Regions from separate parts of the Homo sapiens genome. Here region 2 is linked to region 1. A link is an interaction called in ENCODE POLR2A ChIA-PET data of the cell type or tissue named here. Cell type or tissue: GM12878. All regions are shown on one strand. Each heading gives the region's core, and the rest is flanking DNA. Links, peaks and the distances in the headings are about the cores only.

What was found. Peaks named below come from ENCODE experiments on the same cell type or tissue, not always from the same donor. Only the 100,000 strongest peaks of a DNase experiment are listed, where the experiment ranks them.
Region 2: POLR2A ChIA-PET joins it to region 1 with 6 read pairs; 1 of 35 experiments calls an interaction of 5 or more read pairs at or near these places.

What each region holds. Positions count from the first base shown.
Region 1 is chr9:124,132,617-124,137,012 of GRCh38, forward strand. No RefSeq gene overlaps it. Among named protein-coding and RNA genes, the nearest start is that of LHX2, 120 kb to the left of the region's middle. In GM12878, for the core only: a CTCF peak has its summit at 1,284; no DNase peak of the experiment used is centred there; H3K27ac peaks cover 470 bases.
Region 2 is chr9:124,593,028-124,597,423 of GRCh38, forward strand. All of the region lies in intron 2 of NR6A1 (nuclear receptor subfamily 6 group A member 1), which reads right to left. Among named protein-coding and RNA genes, the nearest start is that of MIR181A2HG, 63 kb to the right of the region's middle. In GM12878, for the core only: no CTCF peak of the experiment used is centred there; no DNase peak of the experiment used is centred there; H3K4me3 peaks cover 661 bases; H3K27ac peaks cover 1,505 bases.

The DNA of each region.
Region 1 (4,396 bases), core at 305-4,304:
ACTCCAGCTGACATGGCAAGAAGAATAGTAAAGACATTACAAGGCAGGAGTGGAGGGGAGCGCGTTGGCTGATCCGCCTGCGGGGAGAGAAGAGAAGCCACAAAGGTGGTGACCTTGAACTTGAGGAGGTATGAGCTGGAGATAGCCTACTGGGCATGGTAGAGGATTTCTTCCCGGGGCATGGGAACAGCATGTGCAGAGACAAGGGTGTTGAGGGGCCTGGCTCATCAGAGAAAGGCAAGTGAGGACCAGGAGCAGGAGGGGAGGGGGTAAGGCATGAAAGGAGAGGGTGGGGAATGAGCTGGTCATGTCAGGAAGGCTCGGAATCCCGGGGTCAAGAGAGAGCATTTTATCTTGAAAGCAATGAGGCGCCTTGGAGAGATGTGGAAGGTTTTTATCAGGGAATAATTAAGGGATTTTAGGAAGATGACTCAGCCTGCTGGGTGGTACATGGGAGTGGAGATGGAGGCGGAAGGGTCAGTCAGCGATGAGATAGTAGCTCACATTCACTGAGTACCATGCTGTGCCAAGCAGGATGGAAGCCCTTTATGTGCATAGTTTCCTCTTCCCTTCTCCACAGGCCGAGACAAGATCAGCACCCACACCATGCAGATGAAGAAACTGAGACTCAAGAGATGGAGTGAGGCCAAGCATGGTGGTGCGCGCCTGTAATCCCAGCACTTTGGGAGGCCAAGGTAGGTGGATCACTTGAGGTTAGGAGTTCGAGCCCAGCCTGGCCAACATGGTAAAACCCCATCTCCACTAAAAATACAAAAATTAGCCAGGCATGGAGGCACACAACTGTAATCCCAGCTACTGGAAAGGCTGAGGCACGAGAATCGCTGGGACCAGAGTGACAGAGGTTGCAGTGAGCCGAGATCACACCACTGCACTCCAGCCTAGGGGACAGAGTGAGACTCAGTCTCAAAAAAAAAGAAGAGAGCGAGAGATGGGGTGAATTTCCTAAGGCCATGCAGCTCGCAGACGGCTGCTGTGAGAGATCTGTCTGATTCCAGATCTCTCATTTTCTGTCTCCAAGCCTGGGGTGGAGCCTTTGGGCTCTGGATCCAGGCTGCCTGTGTTTGAGTCCTGTCTTCATCACTAATGTCACTGTGACATCCGGCAATTGACAGGTGAGCCCTGGTCCTTAAGGTCTTCCTCTGGAAAATGGGGTCCTAATAGCATCCACCTCATGTGGTTGTGAGAATGAAAGGCGTTGATATGGGCAAAGTGCTCAGCACTGTGCCTGGAGGCGGTGAGCATGCATTCTGTCAGGATCCCTAGGGGGCATGCATTGTCCATTGTGGAGCAGCCACAGCAGTCAGCATCGGCCGGAGGGCTGAAAGCTAGACAGGAAAAGTAGCTTGGAGGCTGGGTGCAGTGGTTCATGCCTGTAATCTCAGCACTTTGGGAGGCTGAGGCTGGAGGATTGCCTGAGGCCAGGAGTTCGAGACCAGCCTGGGCAACACAGTGGGACCCCATCTCTACAAAAAAAAAAAAAAAAAAAAAATCAAAGGCCGGGTGAGGTGGCTCACGCTTATAATCCTAGCACTTTGGGAGGCCGAGGTGGGCAGATCACGAGTCCAGGAGATTGAGCCCATCCTGGCCAACATGGTGAAACCCCGTGTCTACTAAAAATACAAAAAATTAGCCGGGCGTGGTGGCAGGTGCCTGTAGTCCCAGCTACTCAGGAAGCTGAGGCAGGAGAATGGTGTGAACCCGGGAGGCGGAGCTTGCAGTGAGCCGAGATCACGCCACTGCATTCTAGCCTGGGTGACAACGTGAGACTCCGTCAAAAAAAAAAAAAAAATTTAGCCAGATATGGTGGCTCATGCTGTGGTCCCAGCTACTCAGGAGGCTAAGACAGGAGGATCACTTGAGCCCAGGAGGCAGAGGATTCAATGAGCCGAGATCACTGCACTGCACTCCAGCCTGGGTGACAGAGCGAGACCCTGTCTCAAAAACAAACAAACAACAACAACAACAAGCAGCTTGGGATGGAGACAAATGGGAGACCCTGAGAGATGGGAGTGGCATGGATGGGATGCTGAGAAAGAGAGGGGAGGGACAAGTCAAGGATGTGTCCCAACTCTGGCCTGGGGTCCTGGGCTGGCAATGCTGTTCACTCAGCCCGGGGGCCTCAGAGGATGAGCAGGTAGGTGCAGGGCAGGCAGGTGGGCTGCCCTGGGGGTGATAAGGCTGTGGCTCCTGAGGCAACGCCCCCCCTCCCCCCCCCACCCCATCTCTATCTCTTCTCAGCCAGGGAAGAAACCCACCCACTTCCTCCCCTACTCTGACCAGCAAAGGCCTCCTCTGACCAGAGTCCCCAAGGAGTCCTGTGTGCCTGGCAGAGTCAAAGGGTGGACGCAGTCTCACCACACCCAGCCAGGTTCTCGATCCAGCCTCAGGGATATTCCCAGGCGCCTGCTGGATTCTGGCATCAACCCGTGCTGAATTCGCCTTGGACCCTGCCAGGGAGGGGAACGCTTAGAGTACCATGGTATTTTCCATGCGTGATTTATTTCAATGTTCTCTCCTGAATCAATATTAATACCACTACCAAAAAAGCCAGACCTTTTAAAAATGAGGGGTCTACTCTTAGTTCATAATTCTGGGATTATTAGGGGGTGTGAAAGCCTTTTCAGTGTGTTAGGGAAGAATGGCTATAAGAGTGAAGAAGGCCGTGCACCTGCTGCTTTCTTCCGAGTGCTCCAAGTGTCTTTTTCTTTCTTTTCTTTTTTCCTTCCTTCCTTCCTTCCTTCTTTCCTTCCTTCCTTCCTTCCTTTCTTTCTTTCTTTTCTTTTTTCTTTGACACTGAGTCTCACTCTGTCGCCCAGGCTGGAGCACAGTGGGGCGATCTTGGCTCACTGCAACCTCTTGACGGAGCTTGCAATCCTCCTGCCTCAGCCTCCAGGACAGATGGACAGATAGAGTAGCTCGGATTGCAGGCATGTGCCACAATGCCTGGCTAATTTTGTATTTTTCGTAGAGATGGGTTTCACCATGTTGGCCAGGCTGGTCTCAAATTCCTAGCCTCAGGTGATCCACCCCCTTGGCCTCCCAAAGTGCTGGGATTACAGGTGTGAGCTGCCGTGCCCAGCCCCAAATGCCATTTTTTAAAGATTAAAATAAATAAAAGTAACATTTATTTAAGTGATTCATGAGAAACAAAAATATTCACTGTGCAAGATTCACATGGCACAGAATGGTAAAAGAAAACAAAAGTCAGAAAAAGCCTACTTCCAAACATTACTAGTAACACCTTGGTGTATTTTCCTCCATAATTATTTTTTACATCTATCTATCTATCTATCTATCTATCTATCTATCTATCTATCTATCTATCTATCATCTTTCTCTATTTCTATCTGTCTGTCTGTATCTATCTATCTATCTCTATATCTATTTATCATCTATCCATCCATCCTTTTGATCATCCATTCATCCATCCATCTACCTACCTACCTACCTGGCTATCTGTCCATCCATCTACCCATCCATCCATCTATCCGTCCATTCATCCATTCATCCATTCATCTATCCATTTATCTACCTACCTTCCTGACTATCCATCCATCCATCCATCCATCCATCCATCTACCTACCTACCTGTCTGTCTGTTCATCCATCCATCCATCCATCCATCCATCCATCCACCCACAAAGTGGCATCATAGTATACTTAATGATTTTCAATCTGCCTTTTCCCATAATGACATGGGCAAGCATTTTTCATGTTATTTAACATGCTTCTATAACATCTTTCCCTATTTTTATTTCATCTCCTAAAATAAATGTATAGCTTTATGAACTGTAATAAACAAACACCCTTGTAACCACTACCTGGTTCAAGATTGAGAACTTCCACAGCCTCCTGAAGACTTCCCTGTTTCCTGCCTAGTCACCAAGGCTCCCCACTCACTCCGCAAAAAATAACCCACTATCCTGACATCTGTGGCAATTGCTTCCTGGCATTTCTTTGTAGCTTTATCAATCAAGTGGACATACTTAGACACTATAGTTTAGTTCTGGCCATTTTTAAAAATTGGGGTGTCTTTTATATTGTTTTAGTCTACAGTTTCTCCCTCCATCTTGTTCTTTTCCTTAAAAGCAGCCTGTAGCCAGGCATGGTGGCTCACTCCTGTAATCCCAACACTTTGGGAGGCCGAGGCGGGTGGATCACCTGAGGTCAGGAGTTCAAGACCAGCCTGGTCAAAATGGTAAAACCCCATCTCTACTAAAAATACAAAAATTAGCCAGGCGTGATGGCGGGAGCCTGTAATTCCAGCTACTCAAGAGACTGAGGCAGGAGAATTGCTTGAACCCGGGAGGCAGAAGTTGCAGTGAGCTGAGATCACGCCATTGCACTCCAACCTGGGCAACAGAGTGAGAAACAG
Region 2 (4,396 bases), core at 227-4,226, 460 kb after region 1:
GAATAACAAACTTGGTAGTGTTTTAAATATCACAATTTCATTGGCGGAACTGCTCACTTTCCCAAGCTCAGGTGTTTTTGCTTAACACCCATATAACATGTATTAAGATGTGGCACGATATCACAACTTTAGTGCATTTAAAAATCAAATCTACAATTTTTGTAGAGTTCTTGACTATAAGTCTGGTTTAAATTATCTCAAAATAACACACTAGGAACATCTGTTTAGCTCAGTTGAAGTTTCGAGAGCCAATACCAGCTGTTCGGGGAGGGATTTCGCACATGTGTTACTCAAATCCTAACCAAATCTTAGTTTTTTCATTCCCTTAATGATGCCTCCAAAACCAACAGGGTAAAGCAAACATTAGAATAAAAAAGAAGAGAAAAAGGGAGGGAGGAAGAGAGCAGAGAGGGGGAGAGAGAGAAGAAAAAAGATTACTTACTCAATGCTTTGATGCATGTGACCAAGACCCAAATGATCACCCTCTCCAATTCAATACAGTATTAGCATGAGGACAAAAGGCATTTAAAAATCAATTTGGAGTTATTTTTAGTGGGGGTTGCCTAATCTTTGCAAGTTGAGGAATGAGAATATTCCCCAACGTTGAAAGGGCACTCAAGTATTTTTCTCCTTTAAGCGGCAATCTAATTTTCACAGAGAATTCATTCGGTGTCATTGTTTTGGTTTTAGGTGTCTGTCCTGCCAGGCAGGGGCTGTGCACAAGGGCTGCATCTATCTTGAAGTGTGCACAATGGCCTCTCTTACGGCTCTCTCTCTCTCTCTGTTATTGATCCTTACAGATGCTCCAAAGCCCTTCCCCCACCTTTCTCCAAATCCCAACCCCCATTCTGAAAGATAGCTTAAGAAATAAGACTTCCTGCCTAGCGACTGGCAGGGCTGAAAGACCAGATTGTATGACTCCACAGATCAGGCCTGCCACAGTGAAAGCTTGAATAGAGTTAACCCTCTGTGAACTAAAACAAAACATTTGTATGCCCAGCTGTGACAAAGGTTAATTTAAATGGACAAGGGCCCAATATCTAAAACCAGGCAATGCTTTTTTTACAGTAGCATTTTCACTGACCTCTTTTGTAAGCAGTTGATTTTGCCTCTTAAGATTCCAAAACCTCCTACAACTGGGATCATTCATTTTGCTTTATTAGAATTTTCAATGAAAGATCTAGGTGAACAATTTTAAATTCATTTCCTTATTTTATGAAAGTTCTTGTTTTGGTACCGTAAGTTATTTTCTGCAGTTGAATGACTAAGAAGAACTGAAGTTTCAAAACTTAAATATGAACCAGGGGAGAACTTTCTGTGCAAACCTTTTTTCTCTTTCAGAGCTAGCAGACTACATATCACTAAGAGACTCAAGCTCGTCGAAAAAAAATCTAAATTCTCCAGAGTCATCCCTTCTAAACTCATGTAATTACTGCTCTGGGACTCTGCCAGCTCCTAAACTCCTGTCCAACAGATCCAAAGCAAATCTTACTTCTTAAACTACTCCTTTCTGGAAAAGCTAGTATATCCAGGATAGTTTAACAAAGAATTTCTATGCATACTGGGGGAGGAGGCTGTTCAAGATAAATAACAGGCCTTATATATAACTGGTATTTTCTACAAACTTTCTCTTGTTTCTGCTAACTTGCACTAAAAACCAATAATTCTGGCATGTAAGGTGCTGGGGTACAACATATAAGGGAGGAATGAAGCCAAGGTTACTAAAAAGAAGAATGCTATTATCAGAGGGGGTCCCACTTCCCTGGTTTGTGCATCCCCAGAGTGAGAATGAAACTGCAAAGCTGCCTTTGGCAGATGTTAGCCACGCTGCAAGAGGCTGGGAAGCTTTCCCAGGACCAGCTATTTCGTAGGGTTAATGCCAGTCCTAGAAATTTATCAACTGCTTCAAAGAGTCGGGAACTCTTCTCAGTAGTGCTTGCCTTTAAGAAAACCAAACTCTTGCAAACTCTTAGCTTGTACTTCATAAACATGGCAAAACTTTAATACTAACATTCATCCATTTTATCTGTTCCTTCAGCTGTATGTGTCTTTCCTGGCCTAAATAATAAAGTTGTGGAAAAGTGGGGTTTCTCACATAACTAGGAGACTATCCCAAATAAACAAGTTATAACACTAGTGACTATTCATTACATACACACACATGCAGAAAATGTACCCATTTAAAAAGCAACCCACTTAAAAAGAAATTAGCAATGGCTTAGTCTTATATCCCAAACTGTAAAGTATAGAAGCTCCCTACCAGAGGATGAGGTTGCCTTATCAATGGCCTCATGACCCCAATTCTATCTATAATTAACAGTAGTAAATAAGACTTTGGCAGATAGCGAACTGGATTAAGGAATTTAAAATACAAACAACATCTGTCAAGAAATAAACAACAATTTTTAATGTAAATTTTATCTATGTACTGACACGTATATTTAATTTTTTTAAAATCACTATAAAATTTAAATTAATCCCCTTTCTTCTGCTCTTCATCAACCACAACAATGAATTCACTGCAGTTCTCTCTCACTTTTCTCCATTCCAAAACATTTACAGCCACTTGCTACATACATGAAAACTTTCTAGCTGAACTCTGCGAAGACACAAAAAAAACAGTTGCCTGTGGACTGCCTCCCTTCTCCCTCAAGGCTATTTGCTCTAAACCTTCAAAGAAAATTTCTAACCCTTAGATTTGGGCCCCAGACTGTTCCTTACCTTCCCATGTCTCCATTTCATGCTTCTTGTAGTCTGCTGAAAAGTTCTATTGCAGCCATGAAGAAACAGAGATTACAGGACAAGTCCAGCTTGATGACTACCCTTCCGACACTTGGTCAATTCCTCTAAGCCGGGACTACGACAGTCATCCTCACAGGTCAGTTTACAAGCTGGTCATGTGATTGCAAAGTTCAGGCTCTAAGGTCACAACGTGTACGGAGTTCGTTTATTACCAAAGGTTATCTAAGTGGAACTGATAGACTTATTTTCTTTAGTTAACAATACTGCCTAGCACGTCTTTCTGAAAACTATTATGGGAACCATTTCATGGGAAATTCTCCTCCAGTCTTCTTTAAGCTAAGATCCTAAAATTAAAAGGCAGCATTTTAAAAGAATTTATTTAAAAGGGTTCTGGTATGTGGGGCTTTTCTTCTTTTTTTTCAAGAACTATTCTATGCTATAGTCTTCCAGACTGGGTTAGAAAATTTAAAGCCAAAACCTTTCGGTCTAAGGAAAAGACAAAACGGAAACTCAATGTTAGGTATGTAGGGTTTTTCTGGGGGGTATGGGGGGCGTGCAGAAGTGGGATTCCCTGTTTTCTGTCATTACAATAAACAATGACAAGGCAAATTCCTCTAAGAAAATTAATACACAGAGCTAAGAGTTGTTTGCAGGGCTTACTTTAACTCTAGCCCTTCATTTCCATGCTCTGGTTATCTATACTAGTTTGAAAGAATGCAAGAATGCTCTGGTTATACATATTAGTTTGGAGAAAGGAAACTAGGTCTGCAAAATCCTTTTACAAAGCAAAAGTTACTAATTTCACCACCCCCAATCCTTACCCTCAGCCAAAAGTTTACACCTTCAAACTAAGCTTCTTGCTTCATTCCCCTAAAACTCATAAGATCTTAAACAATCATCATGCTATAGCTTCCCTGATTCATGAACCACACCAGCAGCACGCAGCAGAGTGTATAACACCGAGTGTGCACATACACACTCATACCTTACCACAGTACCCCAAAGGCTGGCAAATTGGAGCCACGTGCTAATGGCACATGATGTCAAACATTCAGCTAAACATTCAAATATCAGGACACAATAAAAGGGCAAGCTCCACTAAGAAGGTGGAATGTCCCCAAGAGAAACTGATTTCTGAGGATAAATGCTTTTTAACTGTGTAAAATGTTTCATTCTATGAAATCTCCCCTGCCAATTTAGCTTTAGGAATAACTTAAAGGCTATGCACACTTTACAGCTGTATTCCAGAAAAAGGAGACCCTTCTTGGAGTAGGACTGGAATCTGTCACTTAGCAGCCATATAACTGAATGGCAAATATTGCTACTACCATTACTAGAGGGCTTTTCTAACCAACAGAGAGCATTAGGGTCATCTTACAAAGTAGAGCCTAAAGAGAAAGTGACCAATGATTTAGACGAGGAAAAAGGCTGTAATTTGTCTAAAAATAAATATTCTGCCACTGCCATGACACACTTTACCCCATCATAAATACACTGACCAGCTTTCCCACCCCCCACCCCAACCCCATAGATTAATATTTTCTTCTCAGTCCCTGTGGATTTAACGTAGTTCTTAAATGATTTTAGTAAAGTGACTACAAATAGAATGAGGGTGGAAAAAATGGAAGGGGAAGGTCCACTAGCAAAAAGCTAC